7 separate regions of the Homo sapiens genome follow, and regions 2, 3, 4, 5, 6 and 7 are each linked to region 1. Evidence: chromatin loops called from intact Hi-C (ENCODE). Cell type or tissue: mammary epithelial cell. All regions are shown on one strand. Region 1 overlaps LINC02492 (long intergenic non-protein coding RNA 2492). Region 2 holds the start of LOC124900838 (a long non-coding RNA gene). Region 3 has its middle 84 kb from the start of LINC01060. Region 4 has its middle 52 kb from the start of LINC01060. Region 5 holds the start of FAT1 (FAT atypical cadherin 1). Region 6 overlaps LOC105377613 (a long non-coding RNA gene). Region 7 overlaps LOC102723906 (a long non-coding RNA gene).

Region 1 (4,000 bases):
CCCAGGGACGACCCCGACCCCGGCTCGGCTTCAGTGCCTGCCTGAGGACACTGCAGGCTGCCCAAGGAGTCTACTGTTTGCTCCAGCCAACCCCTGGAGAGAGGGCTCCCATCTCCTAGCCTCTGTGGGAGGGTAAGGGCCTCATCTTGACAAGCTCCAGTTAACAAAACAATGTGGGTTTCACACGGACCAATCCCCGATTTCCTGCTTTTTGTAATTTTCCACTTCTCTGACCAGACTGATCCCCCGTCACCCATGCTCTCTTCTCTCGCTCTTGCTTTAAAATGCCCAGTCTCCTCTGCACAAATAAAACTTGAGTTCAATTCATGCTGGACTTTTTCCTACTACGATGGTACGTTATGGATTAAAAAACCTGTCCTTCCAGCTTTACCTAATGGCAGGCTTTGTTTCTCTTTGGACCATGTGCATGGTGTATCTTTCTTCTCTGCTCTCAGTGTGCCAGAAGTAAAATTAAGGGATTGAACCAATGGCTAGAACATCTCCAAAATTCTTACTCACTCTGGGTATGGTCTGCTATTTTTGCATTTAAAAAAAATAACTTTTACTTTAGACACAGGGACTACATGTGCAGATTTGTTACATGAGTATATTACACCCAGGTGGTGAGCATAGTACCCAATAGGCGGTTTTTCAGCCCTTGCCTGCTCTCTCCCTACCACCTCTAGTAGTCTGCAGTGTCTCCATTTTTCCCATGTTTATGTCCATATGTGGTTAATGTTTAGTTCCCACTGGTAAGTGAGAACATGATGTATTTGGTTTTCTGTTTCTGCATTAATTCAATTAGGATTACGGATTCCAGCTACATCCATGTTGCTGTGAAGGACATAATTTTACCCTTTTTATGGCTGCATAGTGTTCCATAGTGTATATGTACCACATTTGCTTTAACCAGTCCACCACTGATGGTCACCTTAGGTTGATTTCATGTCTTTGCTATCGTGAACAGTGCTGCAATGAACATACGCGTGCATATATCTTTTTGGTACAATAATCTATTTTCCTTTGGATATACACACAGTAATGGGTTTGCTGGGTCAAATGCTAATTCTGTTTTAAGTTTTTTGAGAAATCTTCAAACGGCTTTCCACAATGGCTGAGCTAATTTACATTCCCACCAGCAGTGTATAAGCGTCCCCTTTTCTCCGTAGCCTGACCAGCATCTGTTGTTTTTTTACCTTTTAATAATAGCCATTCCTCTGATATGATATGGTATCTCACTGAGGTTTTGATTTGCATTTCTCTGATGATAATGATGTTGAGCATTTTTTCATGTTTGTTGCCCACGTGTATATCTTCTTTCAAGAAATGTCTGCTCATGTCCTTTGCCCATTTTTAATGGGGTCGTTCACCCTTCGCTTGTTGATTTGTTTGAGTTTCTTATAATTCTGGATATTAGACCTTTGTTGGATGCAGAGTTTGCAAATATTTTGTAATTCCCAGGCTAATCATATTATACAAACCCAGGTCTGTTAGCCTGAGCTGCAGTTTGAGATAAATACCAGTAGGTGGCAGTGCAGGTCACATGGTGGCTTATTCTGCACAAAGCTGCTTTCCCATGGGGGTATGCCCTTGGGAAGAGAGGACTCAGGCACCAGTCTGGACAAGCACCCTTTTGTTAACGCAAAGGAAATAAGTCAATCAAATCAACACCAGTAAAGAAAAGTATACTTAGAAATACCAAACAACAATATTAAAAGAAAAACATCCTTAAGAGTACTGTTTTCTTTTCTCCTCATACTATTTTTGAGTTTACATTGCTGCTGCATTTTATGAACTCTTTTTGCATTGCAGCCCCAGGTTCAAGGCTTGGTGGAGTCCTGTAGTAGCCACCCAAGATTTCACTGGTCTTCAGAAACTTGGAAATAATCTCTCACAATTCGTCTTAAAACCACTGAATGTATGGTTCTTATGGAGGAGAGGCTGGCTAAAGGCAAAGTAAATGTAGATTTCGTGTCTCATCACAGAGGTTCAGCAATCACTCGCCCTGTCCTCAGTAGTTCCCCAATAGTCCCCTCCCAGGTCCCCACTCACTGCCTCTGGGATGCATCCCCCACTCCCTCCCCACTCCCCTGGGGTCTGAACAATAAATGGAAAGCAACTCGGCCTCTTCCCTTTCAAGGTGGGCACCGCCACTCTAGTTTAGTGAAAAATCTTTCCCTAAAATGGTCAGATTGATAAAAGGTAGGCAACGGTTCAGGAATATTTGTGCTTCCATTAGTGAGATTTATGAACTTACTCCAACATTCTGAAACAATGGGGGTTGATGATACAGTTCCCTAAGGTTCTTTTTATAAATTTAGCTCCAAGATCTTTATTTATCTGTAACTTCTGTGCTTCTCCTGAGCCTGTGGTAACACACACCTCTTAAGCAAGGGCTGCTCAATTAAGAACACCCTAGGAGGCTTGCACCTGAAGGTTTGGCTTTATGCCAGATACCATATCTGCACTAAAGAGCTTGTCTTACTAAAGGGGCTCACTCCCATTCTTTTCCATTTTAACAAAGGTTAACTTAACTTAAACATAAAATATTTGAAATAATTCTATAGTGACTGTCCCATAGAGAGAGAGGAAATGTATTTACATTGGGAGCTCTATGGAAATTTCATAAAGTGAATAGTTCTAAAATGAAAAGACAGAAATCTCTAGCATAGGTTATATGTTCCAGTGTTATGAATTAAGTCTCAAAGAAATTAAGTTCTTCAAAAAAGTTCCTGTTATAATGACACATGCTGAACTCTTTGTGTGTGTGTGTGTGTGTGTGTGTGTGTGTGTGTTTGTGGGGCCTCTAATACCCTCATGTTTTCAGTTTATATTTTACAGTATCCCCATTTTTCAGTTGAAGAATCATAAGGAGATGCTTTAAATAGTTTGCCCAAGAACATCAAGTGAGTAATTTGACCAAGCCAGAAAAATTGCAACAAAAGCTGGGTTTCTGCATTGCATCAGCCAGAACCGTGCTTTCTCAGAACTCTAATTCAGTATTATAATATTTCTGCTCTAACACCTTGCAGTGGGGAAAAAATTAAAATCTGATATTATACACACACTTTGGAATCCTTTAAAGTAAATGAAATATTTATGATTCAACCTGGGTTCAAATGAAGGAAGTGTAGGCATATCAGCTACAGTAAACCAATTGATGACTCAAGATGGCCAATGATGATAAAGTTGAGAGTCAGCTGGATTTTCACTGGGGCTGGCAGCAAGACAGGCCTGATGTTGAAAAAAGCAGACACAACAGGTGGAAGAACGGCAGAGTGGCTCTTGCTTTTGGTCTGAACACTCCCACTGGCTGCAGCACTGAGTTCTATAGAAGCATCTGCTCACCTTTCCTCTTGGCTGGAAAGACTTACATCAAATGATTACAGGTTTAATGAGGGAGAAGTGTCAAGATTAGAAAGACTAAGCTGTAGGTTTCATCTGGTAAACAATACGGGAAAGAGGCTGGGCACACTGGCTCACGCTTATAATCCCAGCACTTTGGGAGGCCAGGGTAGGAGGGTCACCTGAGGCCAGGAGTTCAAGACCAGCCTGGGCAACACAGAAAGACCCTCATCTTGACAAAAAAAAAAAAAAAAAAAAAAAAAACAGCTGGACATGGTGGCATACACCTCTATTCCCAGCTACTTGAGAGGCTGAGGCAGGACGATCACTTGATCCCAGGAGTTTGAGGCTACAGTGAGCCATGAGTGCACTATTGCACTCCAGCCTGGGTGGCAGACTGAGACACTGTACAGAAAAAAAAAAAAGAAAAAAAGAAAAAAGAAAAGAAAAAGGAAGATATTTACTCTTGCAAAGAATATGGGAATAAAGGCTATTTTTAAAGATATGTGTGCATTTTTATTTTATCTTAAACAAAGCTCTCTTTTTACAGACCTATTCAAAAACACTGTATTATCTACATTTAAGGTTTCTGAATTGTTCTTGAAAAAGGTAAGCTTAGACTGGTAATTGTGGCTCATGACTGTAATCCTAGCAC
Region 2 (4,000 bases), 1.6 Mb after region 1:
GGCCCAGGGGTTACCAGAACTCTATGACAAGGGGACCTAAAACCCCTGTTGCCCTAGAGACAAGGCCACCTCAGCACAGATGCCAATTTCATAAGCCTTGAAACAAAGTTTACCCTTAAAGAATGGCTGAAATCCTCTTCACAAAAGAAAGCCCTAGTAACTGACCTGGATTGAATACAGGTGTAAGAAGGAGGAAGAGTCCCCCAAATATTGAAAATGGTCTCTGGCTGGAAGTCCTCTGGTTAGTCAGTCTTCTGACCCCGACTGTGTGTGGCCCATGCCACAGCCGACTCCTACTAACCCTCCTGTAAGGGCACTGCCAGAAGAAAGTGCTTGAGCATCAGACGGTGTCTAAGGCTCATCTATGACAAGAATCGAGCTGCAGGGGAGAAGTCGCCCCTGGGGGAAGGCTGATTAACTAGAACCACTCAAGATCCTCGAATGTGACACTAAATATAATTGTATAATAAGAAAAGACACAATGCACAAACAGCCTGTAGGCATTGGCTAGCAGGGGACCACACAGCAGAGAACAGTTTATGTAAGGAAGTAGTTTATGAAAAAGTGAGTGGACATTTAAACAATGGAGAAGGCAAATATTCATTTCCTCAATCTGCTGTATTAGGAGACGTGGAACTTTGAAAATAGAAAAGTAGAACATTACCTGGAAGGCAAACATCATCTTATATAGATTGTGTAAGAACTTATTAGTGACCGAATAAGAGAGAGAGAAACCAAGAAAGGGAGAAACCGAGAGAAACTAAGAGGGAGAATATGATGGAGCAGGTGAATACCTGGAAGCATCAGTGCTCAGACATCCTGGGATTTCTATAATCACCTGAATTTCCTGATTTCCTGAGGTCTGTCTCACTGAAACTCTCTCTCAGTCCAATTTCTTGGGTCCAGTTTTAATGCCATTTTAATTCATCAGCAAGCTCTCCTTAGGGATTTGCCATTTGGGTCACAGAACGTGTTTGCCTCTTTCCCTGGTTCCGTTGAACTGTGAGTGGCCCTGGTTATGGCACACACTTTACCTGTGACAATTGCACCTGAACACAGCAGAGCTACTTGGCTGTAAATGAAACAGCCAATCTCTTATTTAGTTACAATGTCAGTGTAAAATGCAAACATGTTTTGAATCAAATGTATGTTATTAAATCGCTGAATGGTGGAAAAAGGGGAAAATAATATGTGGATATTTCAAGATTTTTAAAAATAAATGGAGTTGAGGAAAAAAGTCATTCAAAAACTAGTTTTTGTGATACTTCTAGCTTCTTAGCAAAGATACTGGATTCGACAGCTCAAAGAAATTTCTAAGAAGTTTCCAAACCTAAAATTTAAAACGCTAAGCGGATTCCTTTTCCTTTATGATTGCAACGTTCGAACAACATTCTGTGTGAGTGTTCATTGTCTGGTGATCTGTAATGATAGGGTTTCTGGCCAGATTCTTGACAATATCAATAAACACATTTCCTATCAACCGCAGTCTCACTCCCCTGGACATTGTGACATAAACACTAGTTGGTTAAATCCAGTCTCAGCTATTCTCTGAGAATGCCAAACTGAAACCACGTTGCACACTCGCAACGTGGCCCCAGGGGAGCCGCGGCCTGGCAACGCGCGCATCCTGTGGTAGTTCAGGAGCGCCACCTGTCGTGGAGAAGGAGAAAAGCAGGGCAGGGAAGACATTCTACATTTATTCTATTTTGGTGACATATATTCAAATAAAGGACGTATTTTCTTCTACAACTGTATTTTGCCCATTTGCTGTTTGATGATGTCTTACTAAAATGTTAAAGCGTGTTTACTGACTATAAATCGATAGTAAGTATCTTTTACAGAAAGAAAGAAAGGAAGAGAGAAAAGAGAAAGAAAGAAAAGAGAGAGGAAGGAAGGAAAACAACACTTGTCTTACCTTTATAGAAATTCCTGTGTTCAAACACTGTTCATTATATTTTTTCTTTAAATAATACCCTTAAGAAATGTACAGTTCTAAAACCCTACAACAATTTGTGTTTTTGTGGTTAAATAAACCAGTGTGAACTGTTTAAATAAACCATGAGGGCTTCATAACAGAAATTCAAATGCCCGGGTTGTGCTTGATCGTTACACAGGGTTTCAGCTGTGGTTTGCAGATTCTTGTAAACTAAACCTCATGGGAAGAGCCCACATTGACAGCTCATTTGTGAACCTTGAGGACAGAAGGCACTGAACTGCCGCCCGAAAACACTCTTCTCATTCTTAAATGTCTCTTCCATACATTCCAAGTTCCTAAAGGCATTCAACATAGCAAATGCTCTAGAAGCTATTTCTGAGTCATAAACCCAGTGACGTGAGCCAAGGTCTTCAAAGGAGACTCTCCTAATCTAAAAGCCTCTGTTCAGTGAGTGCTCCTACTTTCCGTGGCACCCAGCCTTCTTTCTCTCCGTGCTCCTCTGCATTTACCATCTCGCAGGTCAGTCCCCACCCCTTTCTGTCATCAGCACCTCTGCACCTCTGGCTTCTTCCCCTGAAGGCAGCCTGTCTGGCTGCTTCTCATCCATCAGCTCTCAGCTCACATGTCGACACTGCAATAGAAATTAGGCCTACCTATCTATTTGATTCCAACAACTCACTGTAATTCGCAACTATTCTATTTATTTTCTCTAATTTTTTCCTGGTGTGTTGCATATTTCCCTCTCCAAAATAGAAACTTGACCAATACAGCCCCTTAACTACCTTATTTACCGTTTTGTTAGCAGCATATAGTAACATGCCCTGGGGAGATGTGTGCACAATAATATTTTTGGAGTGCTGAGATGAAGGCTTTTCTATCAGTCAAACTGAACAAAATGTCTGAGGCTCTTTTGATAGGCTTAAGCGGATGTAAATAACTCTATATCATTGTAGCACGGTTTGCTGAAAGGCAACTCATGGGCTATAAAGGCAGAGAATTAAGTGTGGAAGTTTATAGTATTAGTTTGGTGAATAATATTATGATAAACATTTAAACTTTCCCTGGAATTCTGCAGCTCTGGAATAATAGATAAAAGTGTTGATGTTTCTCTAGCACAGGTAATCTCAGTGCAACTGGAGAAAGTTTGAAGTTACTGAATATTTGGCTAACTGAATTTGCTAATCTGCTTAAATAACAACTCCCAAAGTCTTGATACCCTGGTCTTTTTAAACGTGGACTAACAAAAATTCGACTGACCGAAACTTTCATTTATATTCATCTGAATATACAGCATATTCTGAATATATAGACAGGGACACTGTAATATCCCCAAAATACACATTCCTGGAACATTGCATTCTACCAGTCTTCTGTGTTACCTATTTTATGTTAATTTTGGCTACGTTATATGTTCCAGAAGTACCAAGATTTTCTACTTAAACAGTAACAAGTGAGTTTCAGTTGGGGCTGTTTATTTATGAAAGCTGTTTCATAAATAAATAAAGCTGTTTATTTATGATAGCTGCAGCTATGAGAAGCACCATGGGAGGGAGTCTGCAAACTGGTAAGACAGGAAAAGTTTCTCATGGAAGAGTAAAAGCAAGACGTTGTTTGCTAGAAAAAGGATAAACAAGAAAAAGCTAGTGTGAAAGAAAACAAAAATAACATACATAAAAGGGAGCAAATATGTTCCCCTCTCCCTGGAAAAAACAATTGTCTTTTAGCCAATAGTAAAATTAGAAAAATAAAGATAGATAATAGACACTTTGCGATATTAAGTGAGAGGAATTGAATGTGAATTTTAGTATTCTGACTTTAAAAATCAAAAATCAGAAAACCTGTTTGATATCCTAATTTTTGTTTTGAATGTTTACTGAATTATTAAATCCGAAAATCTAGGAACCAATTGATGCTGAAATGGATAGAAGTAGCACGAGTGAAAACTGAAGCAGAGGCATCAGGAAGACGCATCCTCAGAAGCTGTAAGACAGCATGGCGTGGGAGACGGCCCCTCTGTTTCGTCTCCTCAAGTTCCGTGGCAGACTAGTAAGACTGAGTTTGACA
Region 3 (4,000 bases), 760 kb after region 1:
CATAGCCTCCCAACTGATAGCATTTTCCTTGAAAGTTTAATGATTGAGGGTTGCCTGCTTTTACATAATTTACTACGTATTTTTTAAAAATTATAGGCCAGGCGTGGTGGCTCACGCCTGCAATCCCAGCACTTTGGGAGGCTGAGGCGGGTGGATCACCTAAGGTCAGGAGTTCAAGACCAGCCTGGGCAACACAGTGAAACCCCGTCTCTACTAAAAACACAAAAATTAGCCAGGCATGGTGGCGCTGCCTGTAATCCCAGCTACTCGGGGGACTGAGGCAGGGGAATCGCTTGAACCTTGGAGGCGGAGGTTGCAGTGAGCCGAGAATGCGCCAGCCTGGGTGACAGAGCAAGACTCCATCTCAAAAGTAAATAAATAAATAAATAAATAAATAAATAATAAAATAAATAAAATTATGTTAATAGATGTTACTATACATGTTCTGGTTAAAAACCTGAGAAAGTATTTTATTACATTTGAGGAATGGATTTGAGAGTATTTGTACTTCAGGCAATAAGAAATATTGATCAAATCTAAAAAAAAGGATCATAAAAAAGCATTTGATACTTTGTTTATCCATATATTTGCGAACATAAATGGAGTTTTTTGGATCAGATGACATAGTATCTATTTCCTTAATCTATGGGTTAGAATATAAAATGTGATTGATTACAAAATAACTTGTTTTTCATGAAAAAAATTAGCAGCTCTTGTAAAATGCATCTGAATAAGGAGAAAGTGTGCTACAAATGAGTAAAGAAAAACGCTGACTGGCTATACAAATACACTACTCATTAGCACACAAAAACTGTCTCACTTAACCAGGGAACTCCTTCCATTCCATCAGGCATGCCTTCCAGAGCACGTTCTTGCCTTTTAAATCATCAATCATTGCTGCCACTTTAGTGAGACCAAAAGGGTTAAAACTGAAACCCAGCCATTCCCTTTCACTTCTGCAAATGCAGCTCAGCTTTCCCTTCTCTGGTCTATAACAAATGCCACCCACTCTTTCCTCTGGGGTCTTCTCTGATTTGTATGGCCAGTCCCCAACCCGCCTCCTGAACTTCCATGCAACAATTTCAGACCCTCAGCAGTGGAAAGTCTTAGCATAGATGTTCTGTGAGCTTCAGGGCTTAACCCCTCATGAAACTTGACCTGAATCCGTCAGTGGATAGAAAACGGATTTCATATTTAGAATCAGCATAACTATTTGTTACAATTTTCCAGAGTGTTTTTTTTTTTCTTTGGAGACTGAGCCTCGCTCTGTCCAGCCCAGGCTGGAATGCAGTGGTGTGATCTCCGCTCACTGCAACCTCTGCCTCCAGGATTCAAGCAATTCTCTGCCTGAGCCTCCTGAGTATCTGGGATTACAGGTGTCCGCCACCATGCCCGGCTAATTTTTTTGTATTTTTAGTAGAGATGGAGTTTCACCATGTTGGCCAGGCTGGTCTCGAACTCCTGACCTCAGGTGATCCACCCACTTTGGCCTCCCAAAGTGCTGGAATTACAGGCATGAGCCACTGTGCCCAGCCTCTCAATATTCTTGATATTATATGTACTTGTATTTTCTTTGTATTTGAAATTATCATTAGGATGGTAATCAGACAACTTAGATGTTACAATATCTATACTAATCACATCACATTACTTTATTGTTACTAGTTTCTGTGAATGTGTCTTATCTTTTAAATTAAATCCAAAGCTCTTTGAGCCAGAAACTTTGTCTTGTATGAGGTTTGCTATATAAGTATTTGGAGGGAAAATTGAGTGACTCGTTCTTTCGTAAAACTGTTATATCGGAACACCACAGCTTCATGAAAACACATTAACTAGAAGTTATTACACTGGAGTTCGATCTCCAAATAATGCGGGTTGATTAAGTTCCATTAGCTCTGTGGCTTTAAGCAAGTTCCCTACTTCTCAAGACCTTATTGAATTCACTTTACAATAGGGTGACTGGGTCAGGTGATGTCTCCAGTATTCTCCCTTTTAAAGTTATATCACTTTTCAAAAAGAAAGTCTATTCTAAGAAAGAAAATATGACTCGAAGTCTGAATTTGCCCAAGTACCAAAGAAAGGCTAAAGTTAAAGCAAATCTTATTCATAGAGAGCACTAGTAAATCTATTTCTTTTTGATGCTTGAATGTTTTCTATGCTGGAATGTTCTTGGTACATATTAGGTTATAAAATGACTCATCTTTAGGACATTTCAGTGCCTGAGGGTATTTTCTTTGTAATCCATGTATTGAAATTTGACTCTTGATAGCACATGCCAAGCACATAGTTCCATAATATGATTTTTTAAAATTACAGATAATGAATATCAGATGAACACAACAGAAGACACTTAGAAATAAATCACATTTTGACCACTTTTAACAAATACTCTTAGATCAGTGTCAGATATGAGTCCTTAAAGTTTGGCCACAAAGATAATAAACACTTTATCAAATCTCTATCTTCATAATGTGTGCTCTTCTGAAGAATTATTGTCTCTAACAATGCTCTCAAAGAGCTACCAGAAAGGTTATTAAAATGAAACCTATGGTCACTGTAGTCAGAATACAAAACAAACACGCATAGTCACAGTTCATTTGCATCCATTTGCACAGTGCATTTGTTTGATTTTACAAATAACTGATAGATGAGTGGAAATAATATTCAATGTCTTGCAATTTGCAGAAAAGAGAAGTGCGACTTTAATCTCAGAAGAAAATATTTCCCAGAGAATGTGAATATCTAGTATATTGTGCTATCAAAACTCTATCCCTTTATTTTATGTCCTTGCTTGACATTTAGTTGGGGTTTATTCAAGGATTACTTGATTGGAAAAGTGCCTGCATATTTGGATGTTTAAATACATTTGATTTATGTCTCAAGTGACATTTGTGGAAAACATTTTCTGTTTTAGAAACAGTCAGGGTCAGGGAGGTCTCGCCGAGGGGAGGCAGGGACTCAAATGAAGGACTGGCCACATGGAGTATGTGTATCTCGGAGAAGAACATTGCTGACCTCTGTAGGAAGAAAGACTGGCCACATGGAGCATGTGTATCTTGGAGAAGAACATTGCTGACCTCTGTAGGAAGAAAGATGTGCACAGGTGGGTCTGGTCTATGCCACATGGATCCCAGTAACAGCAAGGAGGCCAATGTAACAGGGGTAGAGAAGCAAAGGAGACATTTGGAGAGGCTGCCATATTTTAAAGGTTTTGTGGCCATGTTTAGATTTGGTTATAAGAGTCATAGGACACCATTGGTCTTCTGTTTTAAAGACACCTCTCGCTGCTATAGTGGGAGGAAGGAGAAATATTAGCATCAGGTACAGGTGAACCATGTTTGTGTCTGAGGTAGATGCCCAGCAAGATGAGATGTGCAAGGTCCATCTACATAACTGTGAAGGACAAAGGGAACGGGGGCAGAGGCAGGGAGGGGAAGCCTTCAGACAGTTGTGCCAGTGGGAGACCTTGAAAGGAGAGGTGAGCTCGGACAGCCTGAGACCCAGCATAGTGCTGAGGAGGTGCTGGCAAGGCCAATGGGGGCCGCCTGGGAAAAGCTGCTCTCTAGAAGAATCCTGTTCCAGGCATGAATAGCCTTGACCTAGTCCTCTCTCCTAGGACTGGGAAGAGCCTGGGAGAGGGTGGCCTGGTAGTCAGGAAAGAGTGGCAGCTGGGGACTGTCACCTGCCTGCTCCTTGCAGCAGGTTCTTGTGAAGGGAGAGCCAATCAGGCACCTCCATGGGCACCAGAACGTGAGCGCTTTGGACTAGGGTGGAGGTAGTGGAGGTGGTGAGGTTTTGCCGGGGTTCTAATATATTTAAAGGGGAGAACCAATGATATTTACTAAAAAATAAAATGTGAAATGTCAGAATTCTTTGAGTTGAGATTTTGGGTGAATGGTTATGACAATTCCTAATGGAAATTGGAAAATATTTGGAAGGAATGGGTGTCAAGGTCAGATAAAGGCAGATAAGAAACTGTTTCAGGCATGTTAAGTCTGAT
Region 4 (4,000 bases), 800 kb after region 1:
TCAATTAGAGAAAACTATGTGATTTACATTTTTACATCATGACTTACTATTGCTCTCTTCAGCAGTCACAGCCTGATAGAGGTGATGTAATTTTCCCTGCTGTGCTCCTGTGTCTGTGTCTTTCCTTATGCATGCTCTACTTTTTTTTTTTTTTTTTTTTTTTTTTTTGAGACGGAATCTTGCTGTGTCGCGCAGGCTGGAGTGCAGTGGCGCGATCCTGGCTCACTGCGAGCTCTGCCTCCCAGGTTCATGCCATTTCCTGCCTCAGCCTCCGGAGTAGCTGGGACTACAGGCGCCCGCCACCATGCCTGGCTAATTTTTTTTATTTTTAGTAGAGACGGGCTTTCACCATGTTAGCCAGCATGGTCTTGATCTCCTGATCTCGTGATCCGCCCACCTCGGCCTCCCAAAGTTCTGGGATTACAGGCGTGAGCCACCGCGCCCGGCCTACTTTTTGTTTTAAGAACATTGATGCTCTGTTATTTAATCTCTAGAATTCATAACTGGCATATCTTCATTGTGAATCACACGCTTATTTTTTCTTTTCTGCTACTTTTTCTTACTTCTATGCTTTTTCTGCCCTGTGTTTTAAAGAGAAGAAAATCAGTGATGCCACACAAAACACTCCGTGGTAGTCAGATCACAGCGATGGTTTTAACATTTGTAGTGCTGACATTCTGTTCCCGTTCTTGTCTCTTTCACTGAGTTCTCCTACCATCAGGCAGGTTCCATGCTCGTCACCAGGCCCTGGCTGCAACTTTTCATACCCTATCAACATTTGGTTCACTGATGATTGTTGTTTGCTAGATTTTCCAAGCAGTTCCATATAAACAATGTTCCCATATCTTTGAACATTCAAAAATCAGTTTGTATTGCGTTTATACTTGATTGAAATAATAGTTGGTATAAAATTTCCGGGTTGCACTTTCTTGGTGCAAAATTTCACAGGTCTCAGCTCTTTCAGTATTGAATACTGCTACACACTGCCCTTGTGATTACAGATTCAAGCTGGCCATCAGACTTGCAAGACACAGACAGCTTTAATCTGATGCTACATTTACTGGGCTTTAAAGGAGGATACAGGCCGGGAGACACAGCTGGTGTCCTGGGGCACCCACAGCTCCCTTTGCCCTTTCACCTATCCAGGGCCTATGTGGCTGCCACAAACAAGAGTCAGGGTGCTTGCGGGCCACATGGATAATCAGAAGCCACCGCCTTGATTTCCCAACAATTTTTTATGCTATTTCTAGACACAAAGCTACAAGCCACATATTGATTCACAGCCCCCCTGTTCCAAGGGCAATGGAACATAGGTGATGAGGGAGACATTCCACATCTATTTCAAATCTGTAATTTCCAAGTGTGTCTGTTAGCTTCTGTTGATTAGGAAATTATCCCCAAATTTAGTCACTTCAAACAGCAACAGTTTGTTAACCTAAGGATCTGCTGAAGAGTTCCCATGGTCTGGGCTGGCTCTGGCTAATCTCGCCCAGGCTTGCTCACATGACTGCAGTGCCTTAGCAGGATGGCAGAGGGCGACTAGCCCGTCATAGCCTGCCTGTGGTCTGGTGGTTGGCCATTTGCCTCTGGCTCAGCGTGGCGATTGTTTCATTATTTTGCATTCTTTTGTTGTTGTTGTTTTTTGTTGTTTTTTTTTGTTTGTTTTTTGTTTTTCGTGTTTTTTTTGAGACAGGGTCTCTCTCTGTCACCCAGACTGGAGTGCAGTGACGTGATCTCAGCTTACAGCAACCTCTGCCTCTGAGGCTCAAGCAACTCTCCCGCCTCTGCCTCCCAGGTAGCTGGGATTACAGGCGAGCGCCACCACCGCCCAGCTAATTTTTGTATTTTTAGTAGAGATGGGTTTTCACCATGTTGGCCCGGGTGGTCTCGAACTCCTGACCTCAAATGATCCAGCCGCCTCGCCCTCCCAAAGTGCTGGGATTACAGGCGTGAGCCACTGCGCCTGCCTGTTGTTAATAGTGGTAAAATATTTGGTGCAGCTTCTCAGTGGCCACATTTTACAGTTTCGGATGCACTTTCTGGATCGGGCATGCATTTTCTGCTTGTGTAACTCTGCTTATTTTGCATTATTTTAAGGCATTTATAATTAATTCTGATTCCTCATTTTGGACTATGTTTTGTTTCTCCTGAACCGTCTCTTTCCTGTAGGTAGAGGGAAGCATTTCATGGAGGGCCAGGTCCCTGGCTAGGACAAGGTAGAGCCTCACAGTCATATTTGGTATCCAGCGGCCATTGCTCTGCCCCAGCCTGTCATCTGGCTGTGGTGGGTTTGGTGGCCCACGTCTAACTCTACCTCTGTTTCTAGACTGTGACCCGGGACCGGGGGAAATTAGTAGCAGCCCGTGCCTCCAGTGCCACTGTGGCGAGCCCTCTAGGACGGGCCTCTCACATTGGGCTTTATGGTGTCCGCGGCCTCAGTGTCAGTACTCTGCTCCTCCCCACAAGCAGCCCTGCTCAGTTTGCCCTGGGCTGGCAGGCTTTTTCTCTGTGTTGAGGTTTGGCATTTCACCTCACTCCTGTTTTCATTAAAAGTAGACTTTTCCTTTCTATTTCAAGTTCTGTGGATGATTTTGGGAGAATGTTTTCTTTATATCATCTGCAAATACGCTTCCTCATTTCCCACCTCGACTTTCCATCTTCCACTTTCAATCTTTTCTTTTTTTGGAAGGAGGGTGGGGTATTGTCAGAGTTGTATTTTCCAAGAGCCCTTTCAATTTCTCCATTTTTGCCCTTTATCACTGTGTGTGTGTGTGAGAGAAAGAGACATACAGCATACATATAGAAAGATGTGCAAAATGTAAATGTATATTTAACAAGTGGTTATAAAGCCATATAATATGCAACAACCACACAGGTAAAGAAATAAAGTCTTACCAAAACCTAGCAGTCTCCCAGGTGTCCCTCTCCAGTCACCACACTCTTCCTCATGCCCCTACCCCAGTACCCCCAGGAGTCAAACACTTTTCTGCCTTTAGTGTCATCATGTCTTAGCTGTGTTTATAATTTTACCACCTATATATGCATTACGAAAGAGCTGCTTCTCCTTGCTATCTTTTTCTTGCTGTAGGTCTTGTATCTTCAAAGATACTTAGAAATAGGGTTCCGAATATAACTTTTTCTGTTTCTGCACTCTCTCTCTTCTTTTGTGTTTCCTTTAATCTGTCAGACTGATTTTGTTCCACTCACATGAAAACTCTGTCCCCAGTGCCTCCTGATCCTTGCCTCTGCATTCATGACTAAGTGTGATGCACTGGGAGATGACTGGGAGTCCGTAGGGAGTGGGCGTATTGGCCAGTGGTCCTTGCCTCTGCATTCATGACTAAGTGTGATGCACTGGGAGATGACTGGGAGTCCGTAGGGAGTGGGCGTATTGGCCAGTGGTCCTTGTCTCTGCATTCATGACTAAGTGTGATGCACTGGGAGATGACTGGGAGTCCGTAGGGAGTGGGTGTATTGGCCAGTGGTCCTTGGCTCTGCATTCATGACTAAGTGTGATGCACTGGGAGATGACTGGGAGTCCGTAGGGAGTGGGTGTATTGGCCAGTGGTCCTTGGCTCTGCATTCATGACTAAGTGTGATGCACTGGGAGATGATTGGGAGTCCGTATGGGATGGCGTATTGGCCAGTGGTCCCCTTAACAGAGCGGACCTTTGTTGTTGGGCATCACCTGACCCCAGTGTCTAAAGGAGAATTTCCTCCTTGGAGATAACGTCTGACCGCAGCCTTCTGGGAGCCACGGGAACGGTCTTGTGTGCCTGCAATTAGAACACACGTAATCACTTTATTTCTGAATTTAAGCCTCACCCAGTCCCCCATGGTTGCTTATTTGCTGACTCCTAGCTAGGAAACTTTCTGAGATTCTCTGAGTGAATCACATTTGTTTTCTTCGTAGGTTGTGGCTTTCTTTATTGTACTAAATCAATGCCTACTAGTCTGTTAAATGTCAAAGAAATATTAAACTTTTTATATTCTAATACTA
Region 5 (4,000 bases), 880 kb before region 1:
TCGCGCGCTCATCCGTTTTCGGCAGCGCCGGAGCCCGAGCCGGGGACCGGGCGGACACCCACAGAGTCCGCACCGCAGCGCGCTGCACGCTCTCGCCCCCGCCCGCCGGCCCGCGCCCCAGCGAACTAACCGCAAAGTTGGCCCGAAGTGGCGACGGCGCTCTCGTGGAGCTCACCCGCCGTCTCAGCGCGCCCCCGAGCAGGGACCGGGCCTGCCGGGGCCCTCGCCGGGCTCGCGCGTCCGCATGGTACCTGCCGCACGAGCCGCTCCCGCGCCCTCTCCCCGCGCCCGGCCGCCCAGCTCGGCGCCGGCGCCTCACGCTCCCCGAGCGCAGGAGATCCCTCCGCCCCGGCCCCGCCCGCCGGCGCCGGCGCTCATTTCTCGGGCGCGGAAACTCGAGCCCACTTTCCCCGGCTGCCGGCTCTGGGACCGCGGGCTCGGCCACGCAGTCCCGCCCGGACCCAAAGAGCCCCAGTCCCTGCGAACACCAGGTCCGTGCTGGGAGACGAGAAGGCGCCCAGCGGGGTCTAGCGCGGCTCCGAGGGGCAGGGCGAGGCTTGTGATGCCGAGGTTAGTTACGGCCAGCCACAGGCGCTGTGCAAGGAATTGGGGAAAGCTCCCTGCCAAGAAAGGGAAACGTTAGCTTAGCTAAAAAAAAAAAAAAAAAAAAAAGGCTGGGGCCTAATGAGAAAGCTTCCCAGAGGCATCCCTTTAGCTTTTCCATAGCCTTCTGGGAGCCCCTGAATCTGCATTTGAATGGCGCGGCTCTGGGTCCGCGAAGGTTTGGTGGGCTGAAGTCGTCCTTCAGGTCTCCAAAGGAATGCAGCTAGGTCGGAATCTACTTCCTCCTTCAATCCCCAGAAAATGGAAACGCTTCCCCCGCGACCTTTTTCTGCCGAGTTAGACCCCAGGCCCTCCCCGCCGCGGGCGCCTGGCCTCCCCCGCTGACACCCCGGACGCCCAGGCCTGTGGGACAAAAGGCAGTCGCGGCGTCCCGCGGGCTTCCTAGCCCGGGAGTCGGCCCCAGGGGCCCCAAAGCGTGACCCCAGGCCGACAACTGCAAGTTCCTAGGCAGAGGGGAAGCCCCAGCGCCGAGAAGCCCGCTCCGAGAACTCCCCGCGCCGGGCGCCCAGCCTGAGCGTCCCGGGCGCGGAGCCCATCCCCGGTGCGGGCAGGGCTCCAGCCGCAGGCTCGGCGCAGGGCGGACTCGGCCGAAGCCCGGAGGGCCGGAGGCGCTGGGACGCAGCCCGGACAAGAGGGCGGACTTGATCTCGGAAAGTTTGTGGGACTCAGGCATTTTAACACTGGGAAGACAAAGAGATCCGATTTCCCTGGGACTGGTGAGGGGAGCTTGGCGGGGAGGGGAACGGCAGGGCAGTCAAGTGTGAAAGAGAATTTCCTGGGTTCAAAGTTAACGCAGTCACCTTATAAGCCATCTTAGAGGTGACCGGAAAAAATAATAATAATAAAGGTGTCTAGCAGGTTGTGGCTGGGAAGGAAAAATAATGCCTGCAAGATGAGTGTGCCGATTCGTAGCCCTATATTCCCTGCCCACCAGTTGGAATACACATAGATTCACACATCCAGCAAATGCAAACTCCATCATCCAAAGACGTGTTTGTCCCGGCCATAATTGCTCCAAGTGCTTACAGGTCAATTTCATACATGGAACACCTCGAAAGTGGGTGACCTGATCTCCAAGCCCAACCGGCTTGTGCCGCTTGCCGAATTGTAAATCTCAGCAAAACCCAAACACACCGGAACTCCAGCCGTTTCCTGGGAGCGAGGAAGCGGGAGTAATGCTAAAAGGGGAAAAGAAGAACAGTAAAAAAAGTACAAAGATACCATTCCCTGACGTAAAATCACGGGATTTTTTTTAAATGGCACAAGAGAATTCCTGGAGAAGATTACCATTAATTAATAAGTAATAACGCTTCCTAGGGCTTACTAGATGTTTTACATCTGTCTGGGAATCCCGATTTTCCAGGCTCCCTGAGAAATCTATCTGCCTGGAAGAAGTTGCACTTCGTCGCCACAGGAGCCGCCGAGAGCCAGGGATGGAGATTTCAGACTTAGGACTCTGCCACGATTCTACTGATCCTTAAGCGCCAACAGAACGAAATGGACATGCCTATTAGCTACCACAAATCGAATTATTTTATATGAGAGAGAGAAATGTGGTTCAAGTTCCACATTTGTCCTTTAAATAATCGACCCTCCCTAACCCTGTCCCCAAAGGCTCGTGGAAATTAGGGAGGGGGTTGGGGAGACGGTTCCAGAAACAAAACGCTTTCCTCCAGCACGGCCTCTACATCCAGTCCACCCAAGCTGATTTTTGTAACTCATATAAAGAATGGGCCCGGGTGGGTGGTCAGTGAAGACTGGGGTGAGCAAGCGCCCACGTCGCCGAGCGCCGGGGAGGTCCAGGTTCGCCTCCGCACAGAACCCTGCAAGGAGCGCGCCTCGCCAGGTGCCCGGACTAGAGGGCGCTGCGCCCCTGCAAATCTCGCGGCCCCGATGCGCCCTCCCTAGGCACCATTGCTATAATAAGTTACATTCAAAATAATGCACAAACAGCATCGCCTCTCAAGTTCTTTTTAACAGTGCTCTATATGTATTTTATGAACTCCCAAAGCTATGCATACGAATCTTTCATCGCCGATCCGCACAAAGCCAGAGGGATGCGCAGCTCCTGGAGCCGAGAACCCGTAGGGCGCACACGCTTCCCCGCACTCGCTTAGAGCCACACACCCCACGTAATTTCATTAACGTTTAAACTTAAATGCCAAAAGGCATGCACGATTTGAACAAAGAACTCACCAGTCTAGCCGAGTCCTCGGCCCTGGGCTCTAAAGTCCTCGGCAGCTCCGTGATCCCCTCGCGGTGTAGATATGTGTTAAGAGCCGGGTTTGAAGTACCAACTTTGCCTCCCCGGGATCTTCAGCATGTCCCTAACCAGAGTGCCAACGTCCGTGCCGCCGGGACCCAGGCGGCCGCATCTCCGGAGGCTTCCGACCAGGGCAAACTTAAGCACCAAACGCAGGCGAAAAGAGAGTGCGCGGGGCCGGAACGAGGGCCCGGGAGCAGCCAAGTTTGTCAGGACGTGCCCAGGCAGCCAGCCGCCGAGTTGAGGAGTTGCGGCCGCCGGCTGCGGCGACTCGCTGCCTCTTTCCCCACTCCCTCCCCCTTGGAGGCGGTGGGGGAGGGGAGGTGACGTCAGCGCCCCGCCTCGCCCCCCGCCCCGGGCGCGGACGGGATTCTCCGGCTGGGCGCGCCACCCCGACAGTGGCAGCAGCGGCCGTGGAGGCTGCGGGGGTCCCGGCCTCTGCGGTCTCTCTGGCCGGCCGCAGCTGTGGCGCGGGTGAAACGCCCGCCCTCCTCCTTCGGCTGCGTCTCCCGGGCGCCGGCGAGCGCGGGCGTTCCTCGCACTCAGCGCCTGGAGCCGCCTGGAGCCCCGCTGCGCGCACTTCCCCGGCTCGCGGAGCCCCTCCGGCGGCGTTTCCCACGCCGCGGACTGCAGGTGATGCTCTTCCTCTTCTGCAGCCGAAATTCGTCGCGATGTGTCGCCTGCCAGATTTTTGCTGGGCGGAAGCATGAACAGTCTCTGCAGACTGGCCTGGACGACTTGTACTTTGTGGCCCTCCAACTTCTGGATGTGAATTTTTTTTCACGACTTATTATTATGCTCTTCGTGGTCTTTGTGTTGAAAATCACGGAGCTGTATTTTTATTTTCAAATTCTTTCCCAATGCTCCTCTTGTCTTGACCGTACTCTGAAGCTTATAAGGTTCTGAGAGGAGGGGGCGAAGGGATAGGGGAGGAGCCAGTTCCTAATGTGTCTTACAAGTCATCCCTAGTGATAGGGGCTAATACGCAAATCACTGTCTCCTCCTCGAAATAATATCCATTTAGATAAATGCAAACACTGTTGAGGTTTAATTTATAAAGAATGCGTCGTCTTTATGTAAGTGTCCAGCCTCCAGGAAAATATCTGCTGTGGA
Region 6 (4,000 bases), 1.5 Mb after region 1:
ATGTACAATTGGCTAACAAACATATACAAAATCCTCAACATCTCGGCTGCACGTGGTGGCTCAGGCCTGTAAACCCAGCACTTTGGGAGGCCGAGGCGGGCAGATCACGAGGTCAGGAGATCGAGACCATCCTGGCTAACACGGTGAAACCCCGTCTCTACTAAAAACACAAAAAATTAGCCGGGCGTGGTGGCGGGCGCCTGTAGTCCCAGCTACTCGGGAGGCTGAGGCAGGAGAATGGCGGGAACCCCGGGAGGCGGAGCTTGCAGTGAGCCGAGATCGCGCCACTGCACTCCAGCCTGGGCGACAGAGTGAGACTCTGTCTCAAAAAAAAAAAAAGCTCAACGTCTCTAATTATCAGGGAAATACAAATCAAAACCACAATGAGATACCACCTTACTTCTGCAAGAATGGCCTTAATCAAAAAATAAAAAAGTAATAAATGTTGGTATGGATATGGTGAAAGGGGAACACTTCTACGCTGCTGCTGGGAATGTAAACTAGTACAGCCACTATGGAAAACAGTATGGAGATTCCTTCAAGCACTAAAAGTAGATCTACCATTTCTTCCAGCAATCCCACTATTGGGTATGTACCCAGAGGAAAGAAGCCATTATACAAAAAAAGGTACTTGTACACACATGTTTATAGCAGCAGAATTCACATTGCAAAAATATGGAACCAGCCCAAATGCCCATCAGTCAACAACTGGATAAAGAAAATATGGTGTGTATATATCATGGAATACTACTCAGCCATAAAAAGAAACAAAATAATGGCATTCGCAACAACCTGGACGGAATTGGAGACCATTATTCTGGGTGAAGTAACTCAGGAATGGGAAAGGAAACATCGTATGTTCTCACTCATAAGTGGGAGCTAAGCTATCAGGACACAAAGGCATACTAGTGATACAATGGACTTTGAGGACTTGAGGGAAACGGTGGGAGAGGGGTGAGGGATTAAGGAGTACACACCGGGTACAGTGTACACTGCTCAGGTGATGAGGGCACCAAAATCTCGGAAATCACCACTAAAGAACTTATCCATGTAACCAAACACCGCTTGTTCCCCCAATACCTATTGAAATAATAATATAATAATAATAATAATAAACAAAAGCAAACAAACAAATAGTACCTCAGTTTCTGCCTCATGGATAGGGATTGTCAGAAGTCATCTATTTTAGAACATATCCTAATTTTAGAACTGTTAAAATATGAAAAACTAAGCATCATAGAACTGAAAGAAAATAGTAGGGTTGCTATGTAGATTTATGTGAGTTAAAACAACCAAACACCTCAGCACAGCGGCTGGCCCAGTGTCATCACACACCAACTATGATCAGTTACTCTTACTCCCAGCTAATCTAGCACAGGCTCATGAGCTCCAGTTGGTTACTTAATTTACAGAAATTCTACTCCACAACTCTTGTATTTTTGACTCCTTAAAATGAAGTTAAGTGCTTTTTATAAAAAAAAAAATGTTAAATGCTTAATAAATCTCTCCAGTCAAGGATTTCTGTTTTCTTGATTAAACCAATGGTTCTTTGAAAAAGAAGTCTAGGGAGCATCAGCAGCAGTGTTCTAACAAGCCCCACTGAAGGTGTCCGTAGAATTATTATGGCACTCATGAAAGTGTGGATTTTATAAAGACAGAATTGCCCAGCCTTTCCCTAATGTGATCTACAGACCAACCTGTGGAAAAATGAAACAGATTTACTCTACAGTAATGCTTAGCCATTCATAATTTTCTGGAACTGAGGTCTGAGAACATGTTTCTCAGTGGGTCAGTCACTTTGTTTTTCTTTTCTTTTCTTTTTTTTTTTTTTGAGACAGAATCTTGCTCTGTCACCCAGGCTGGAGTGCAGTGGTGTGATCTCCGCTCACTGCAACCTCTACCTCCCAGGTCCAAGCGATTCTCCTGCCTCAGCCTCCTGAATAGCTCGGACTACAGGTGCCCGCCACCACGCCCGGCTAATTTTTCTATTTTTAGTAGAGAGGGAGTTTCACCTTATTGGCCAGGCTGGTCTCAAACTCCTGACCTCATGATCCGCCCACCTCGGCCTCCCAAAGTGCTGGGATTACAGGTGTGAGCCACCGCGCCCGGCCACTTTGTTTTTCACATACTGAGAAGAGACGATGCACTCCCATGAGACATCTTCCACACCCAAGAGCAGAAAGGACAGCCTTCAGGCTGGTGGCTGAGGTTCACTTCTATTTATAACAGCATTTTAAACAACATAAGCTTATGGTTTCATAAAACTAGAAGAATATACCTGAAAATAGATTTCTGAAGTTTGATTTCACTTCATAAATTCACCTTCCATTGACGCTCCAGTGCATTTCAATCCACATCGCTGCAACGATGAAGGAGCGCTGCCATCTGCAGGCGCAGACCGACTAGAGCAACAGCTCAAAACCTAAAATACCCGCGTGTCCAGAATTTAAATGAGAAATATTTTGTTAAAACAGTATCTTAGCAAAGGGAAATAGCTTATAACGGAACAATCTTTTAGAGGCAAAGCTTTCGTCTGTTGCTTTACTCTCTTATTAAATCATTTATCCAAAATATGTGAGACCAATGAGGTATGTTTATTTATGCATAATATGCTGAAGTTTCAAAACACTGATTTCCCACAGGGTAGGAAACCATGTAGAAATAATATGTGTGGCTTTCTGGTTTGTTTTCTAAGAGCAGCACACTGAAATGTAAAAGCAACTGTGTTTGTACAATAAACAGGAGTCTTCTTTCTCTCCTAACATAGCAAAGAAAGGAAAAAGGTGTTATTGCTAAAAGAAAATACACAAAGTAAGAATCCAATACTAACCCTCTACTAAAGTATTTCCTTATTTATAAAAAAGAAATGGTTCCCATGCATTTCTCACAAATGCATGTTTTCAGTGGATCAGCAAGATGTCCAAACAAGAAATACCACCCTGTGGAAAAGCTGTGCCTATGGTATTTCTGACGTACCAATGCCAAAAAGTGGCTTTGGCCTGATTCCTCTTTCCTATGATCTCAGGTTGTATTTCCAGATAAAAGAGATTCAGTTACATTTGGAAGTGAGAAGAAATACCTGGAATTTATCCCCCCCAACTCGCACTGCGGCATTCTTTGGTCTTAGTCCAGGTATTCAATTCCACTTTCCTGCTCTTGGACCCTGTTGATCCGGGAAGAGGGTGGGCCTAGAACAAAAAAAAAAAAAAAAAAGATTTGGTAAAAACTGAGTGGATGGAAGAGCTGAGGCACACATTACCTCTTAGAACAATAGAAATGATTTCTTCAATAATTGTTTTGATAACTGGGCGGCCTGTCCACGCATTCATCTCAGTGAAGTTTTCCCTGATAGCCTGTTTTAAATTGATCATAGTTTTTCTTCATGATGCACATCCTGCCCTTTCCTTCCTCAGTATCACTCACAGAGCTAAAGGATATCCATGTCTCAAATATTAAAAAGCATGAACCAAGAGTTCTAAAATGATAAATTATGTGTCAGTGCAGCAAATGTATCGCTAGGCTCAAAAAACCCTATGAATGAATTAAATTTCTAACAATGCCTACTGTTTATTAGAAGCTTTACACCAAGGCTAATCAGTATTTCTGTAAATATATGATAGACAGGAGGGTTACTAATTACATTTTTCAGAAAGAGAATCAAGGTTGCATGATCAAGTCTATTTGTGGCATTTGACTCCACGTCAGCTTTGAGGGCAGATACAGGGTAAATCTAGGCATGATCGCTGTTCACTGTCAGTGAGTCCCTGGGAGAAAAGACAATCTGGGAGGGAAAACAACCAAGAGATGATTCTGATAGCATGAGTTTCTTAACTGCATTTAGACACTGATGCTTCCAATTCATATTTCTTCCGGAAATCCTATGGTTGTGAAGCAATCTATCACATTATGTTTTCTTTCCAATTTGTATTTTTTAAATTTAACTTTTATTTTAAGGTCAGGAGGACATGCGGAGGTTTGTTTCATAGGCAAACTTGTGTCA
Region 7 (4,000 bases), 670 kb before region 1:
ACAACCTCTTCATTGGTCTGAAATTAATCTAGTAGGTTGCAAACAGCACTCAAAAAGGAGATAGACTAGAACAGACCAGTATATTTTACATAGTAAGGCTAAGTGTTATTTCATGAAAGTTTTTTTTTGGTTTTCAAAACACACCTCTCTCTCTGTGGTGTGGTGTGTGTACTGGGTACTGATAGAAAATTTATTTCTTACTCTGGGTTGCAGTAAAAGCAGTTTGAAAGCTCCTACCTTGGAAACTCTGAAGCAGCCTGGGGTTTGGATGTGGATCAGGGAGTCACAACCATGCTGTAAAGCCAAACAGCTAACCTGTGACACTGCTGGGCACAGACTGAGGTATGTCTCGTGGCTGTTACCGATGCCAACTCTCAGGATTCATACAAATGGAAGACAAGAATATCTTAGGTAATCTACAAATCCCCAGGTCTGATTTAACTCACCTTTCTCCCTTACTTTGAGAAACATCTGTTGCATATCTAGCATGCGCCGGGCAGTTCTAGATGCTGGGAAGATAGTGTGAAAGTCAATCCTTGCCCTCCCTCATGGAACAGAAGATGCTTCCTACAAAAAGTCTTACAATTCTGAGTAACTAAGTTAACTGGTTTATTTTATTGCCTCCTTTTCCCCAGCCTGTCAGTCTTTTCTGATAAAAAGGCTAATAAACAGAAACCAGTTAAATAGCAACCAGAGGAAAAGAACAGGAAAAAAAATCGAGTCTGAATAACACATAATTAGCCCCTTGATATTTGAGGCAATAGGGGAAATAATAATGTCATATACATGATTAACTTCTAAAGTTGGCTAAAAAAAATAAAGGAAAAAACAAAAAACCCTCAGTTCTATCTATGAGCCCAGCATGTCCAGAGTATTGTCGGAGTGGCTGTTGTCTTTGGGTATCCTGAATTTTCTTCCTAGAAAGGAAGAAGAAGGCCCCCATTTAGTTTTGTTGCAGGTTTCAAATTCTTCTCTGGGAGAAAAGCTAATGCAGCAAGTTATTTTTTCCCTGGCTATTTATTTTTCCATTTCCAGTCGCTCTATGCTAGATTGTAACATTCAGGGATTGGGGAGTACAATCGCTTCAGAATAATCAGTCATAAACATTCCAGGTTTAGTTAACTATTAAGGAAAGCAGCGTCTTTACTTTTTAAAGAGGAAAAAGAAAGAACGTATGCCACGGCCTGTAAAAGACTTTCCCATGTTTTGTTTACATTGGAATTTCAAAAGCTGACAATATCTTTCCTTCCTTCCTGCTCCTTGATGTAGTGAAAGGTCTTCCCTGTAAGTCTGATCATTTTAGTTGAAAGTGTTTAGACTATCTCGTGTACTCAAGTACTCATCACGATAGAATTCCACCGTGTAAGGGCTTGGTGGCTTCTAAGCTCATATTTTCTTTCTTTCTTTTCTCTCAACAAACTCAACTATCATTGTCATTTAACTTTAGGCTCCATCCCACATTCCTGCAGGAAATCTTCTTTTAAACAGAATTATATACTGCAGGAATGGAGCTGCTCAATTTTCACTGGGTTGCATTTTTTATGGTTGTTCCTTTACTTCCTGGTAGCATATTTCTGATGACACATCCGTAGCAACAGTAGTTTTATTTATAAGCAAAGGGAAGAAGAAACATGGACTTTGGCTAACCTGGGTGTACAAAGAACACCCAGAATGTAATTGTAATTATGTCCACTTGTGGTGATATGGTCCAAGGTTTATCAGGATTTCCAAAGGAATCTGTGGGAGGAAATCTACCAGTGATCACAGCCATAATGAAACAAACTGATGTGGAAATTTCTATTCTTTAAAACCTATTTTAAATTTAGTGTTTACAAATAGGTATAAGTTAGCAAGAGTGCTGAACTCAGGGGACGATCTAAATCCACTCAATAATTAGTTCAACAAACTTAGGCTAGGCACAGTGGCTCACGCCTGTAGTCCCAGCACTTTGGGAGGCCGAGGAGGGTGGATCACCTGAGGTCAGGAGCTCGAGACCAGCCTGACCAACATGGAGAAACCCTGTCTCTACTAAAAATATAAAATTATCCGGGCATGGTGGTGCACACCTGTAGTCCAAGCTACTCAGGAGGCTGAGGCAGGAAAATCACTTGAACTCAGGAGGTGGAGGTTGGGGTGAGCCGAGATCATGCCATTGCACTCCAGCCTGGGCAACAAGAGTGAAACTCCATCTCAGAATAATAATAAAAAATAAATAAATAAATGAATAAATAAATACAGTCATGGGACCCAACATTACAGACTTTAGTCATTGACGTTACAGAATTGAGCCACTCATAGACAGGGACATCACAGAGTTTAGAAGAAACAGAGAAGTGGGAGGGGACAGAGTCAGCAGATGTGCCTCAAGCAGAGGGTTCGGGGGAGTGTCGGATGAGAAAGAAGAGCTGGAAAAAAATGTTAAGAAGGAGTAGCTGGAGATGTTACAAGAAAATAAGGGGTGCTTATCATCATAGAAGCCAATAAGATAATTTGAAAAATATAGCGGTTACAAGAGTCAAATGCTAAACGGTTCCGAATGCGTGAGGGTTGGGATCAGGACTGGCGATTAGCAAGTTTTATGTGGCTTTTAAGCCATTACTTTCTGTAGAAAGAGAAGAGCACAGCCAGAGGATAGAATTGAATGGGAAGTAAAGATGAAGTAAAATGAGCGTAGAGTGTATTTTTTCTCGACAATTATTGGTGTATGGAAGCATGTAGATAAATAGTTCCCTGAAAATATCGTTTACAGGGGTGCTTTTATTTCTTTGGATGAGGAAACTACAGTACATTATAGGACAAGTGAAAGGAGCAAGTAGAGAAACAGGGTAATGATGACTTTAGGGAAAGATAAAGAGGGGTCTCAACAGTTCAGAAGGAGCAAGTCTCGGAAAAGAAGAGGGACAGTTGTGTCTGTTTCACTTATGCATTGTCATATGACAAATATCCTCAGAAACTTGGAGGCATGGCCGGACGCTGTGGTTCATAGTTTATAGGTGCACAGTGACTATAATCCCAGCACTTTGGGAGGCCAAGGCAGGGGGATTGCTTGAGCCCACGAGTTTGAGACCAGTGTGGGTAACATGGCGAAACACTGTCTCTACAAAAAAAAAAAAATTAGTTGGATATGGGAGCACATGCCTGTAGTCCCAGCTGCTTGAGGGGCTGAGGCAGGAGGATTGTTTGAGCCTGGGAGCTCTAGGCTGCAGTGAGCTGTGTTCACGCCAGTGCACTCTAGCCTGGGTGACAAAGTGAGACCTGTCTCAAAACAAAACAGAAGCCCCACAAAACTTAGAGGCTTAAACAACACCATTTTATTATTTTTCACAGTTCTGTGTGTTGGCTGCGCTCCCCTGAGATGTCTTCTCTCTGCTCTACTCGTCTCAGCTGAGCACATCTCGAGTGGCACAGTTTGGAGCAGAGGATCTAAGGTGGTTGGTCTGACTCCTTGACTGTGTTAGCTTGGGTGGCTGAAACGCCGTGGATGCTCTTTCATCCCGTAGTGTGTCTCTTCCCGTGTGGCCTTTCCAGCAGCATGGCCCAGACCTCTCACATGGTGGTTCAAGTGAGAGAAGGCTGCAGAGTCTCTTAAGGCCTAGGCACTGAGACTCACGCATCATTTCTGCCATATTCCAAGATCAAGTGAAGGTACTCTGCAGGTCACAGGGCAGGGCAGATTCAATAAGAAAGAGAACTAGGAAAAGCACAAAGATGTGGCCGCATAACACATTGGGGCCAGTTTGCAAGGATTTGCCACAATGCTTCTAGAACAAAAGAGAAGGAGAAAGGATTAGTGTAGATTTAGAACACTTCTGAATTAAGAGGAAGCAATTGGAGAAAGTTCAGGCTGAAAACCTTCAATTAGCATAGACTGAAAAAAGCTCATCTCTTAAAGGAGAAGTCATAAAAGAGTTTATATGAATCAGAGTGTGATTCCTTTTTTTCTTATACAATATGAAATAAAACCACTCTGTAACTCTTGAATAAATCTGCTGTTAGGGAA

Evidence for each region. A loop is a pair of places that touch in the nucleus more often than their neighbours do. Peaks named below come from ENCODE experiments on the same cell type or tissue, not always from the same donor. Only the 100,000 strongest peaks of a DNase experiment are listed, where the experiment ranks them.
Region 2: a loop joins it to region 1, with 12 times the contacts of the local background. A loop is called at or near these places in 23 of 110 quality-filtered maps.
Region 3: it touches region 1 in a loop (13-fold over the local background); 11 of 110 quality-filtered maps call a loop at or near these places.
Region 4: it touches region 1 in a loop (3-fold over the local background); 2 of 110 quality-filtered maps call a loop at or near these places.
Region 5: a loop joins it to region 1, with 18 times the contacts of the local background. A loop is called at or near these places in 17 of 110 quality-filtered maps.
Region 6: a loop joins it to region 1, with 17 times the contacts of the local background. A loop is called at or near these places in 26 of 110 quality-filtered maps.
Region 7: it touches region 1 in a loop (5-fold over the local background); 6 of 110 quality-filtered maps call a loop at or near these places.

What each region holds. Positions count from the first base shown.
Region 1 is chr4:187,605,164-187,609,163 of GRCh38, forward strand. All of the region lies in intron 2 of LINC02492 (long intergenic non-protein coding RNA 2492), which reads right to left. The region is part of intron 1 of LOC105377604 (a long non-coding RNA gene); the gene reads right to left. Among named protein-coding and RNA genes, the nearest start is that of LINC02492, 65 kb to the right of the region's middle. In mammary epithelial cell, a CTCF peak has its summit at 1,524 (motif pointing right); DNase peaks (open chromatin) are centred at 1,578 and 3,188.
Region 2 is chr4:189,200,808-189,204,807 of GRCh38, forward strand. LOC124900838 (a long non-coding RNA gene) reads left to right here and starts at 2,338. Exons shown (of 2, transcript XR_007058428.1): 1 at 2,338-2,455; 2 at 3,836-4,000. In mammary epithelial cell, a CTCF peak has its summit at 1,645; a DNase peak (open chromatin) is centred at 1,554; H3K4me3 peaks cover 187 bases.
Region 3 is chr4:188,370,054-188,374,053 of GRCh38, forward strand. No RefSeq gene overlaps it. Among named protein-coding and RNA genes, the nearest start is that of LINC01060, 84 kb to the right of the region's middle. In mammary epithelial cell, no CTCF peak of the experiment used is centred here; a DNase peak (open chromatin) is centred at 2,208.
Region 4 is chr4:188,401,943-188,405,942 of GRCh38, forward strand. No RefSeq gene overlaps it. Among named protein-coding and RNA genes, the nearest start is that of LINC01060, 52 kb to the right of the region's middle. RefSeq lists an enhancer at 2,909-4,000. In mammary epithelial cell, a CTCF peak has its summit at 1,527; a DNase peak (open chromatin) is centred at 3,383; H3K27ac peaks cover 2,806 bases.
Region 5 is chr4:186,723,534-186,727,533 of GRCh38, forward strand. FAT1 (FAT atypical cadherin 1) reads right to left here and starts at 323. Exons shown (of 27, transcript NM_005245.4): 1 at 131-323. RefSeq lists enhancers at 1-265, 766-1,765, 2,948-3,449. In mammary epithelial cell, CTCF peaks have their summits at 2,021, 2,483 and 3,509; DNase peaks (open chromatin) are centred at 358, 2,498 and 3,208; H3K4me3 peaks cover 4,000 bases; H3K27ac peaks cover 4,000 bases.
Region 6 is chr4:189,121,961-189,125,960 of GRCh38, forward strand. LOC105377613 (a long non-coding RNA gene) reads right to left here. Exons shown (of 4, transcript XR_001741964.1): 2 at 3,080-3,188; 3 at 2,279-2,422. Among named protein-coding and RNA genes, the nearest start is that of LINC02508, 350 kb to the left of the region's middle. In mammary epithelial cell, a CTCF peak has its summit at 2,397 (motif pointing left); no DNase peak of the experiment used is centred here.
Region 7 is chr4:186,935,599-186,939,598 of GRCh38, forward strand. The region is part of intron 1 of LOC102723906 (a long non-coding RNA gene); the gene reads left to right. Among named protein-coding and RNA genes, the nearest start is that of FAT1, 210 kb to the left of the region's middle. RefSeq lists an enhancer at 1-372. In mammary epithelial cell, a CTCF peak has its summit at 1,687; a DNase peak (open chromatin) is centred at 1,613; H3K27ac peaks cover 1,034 bases.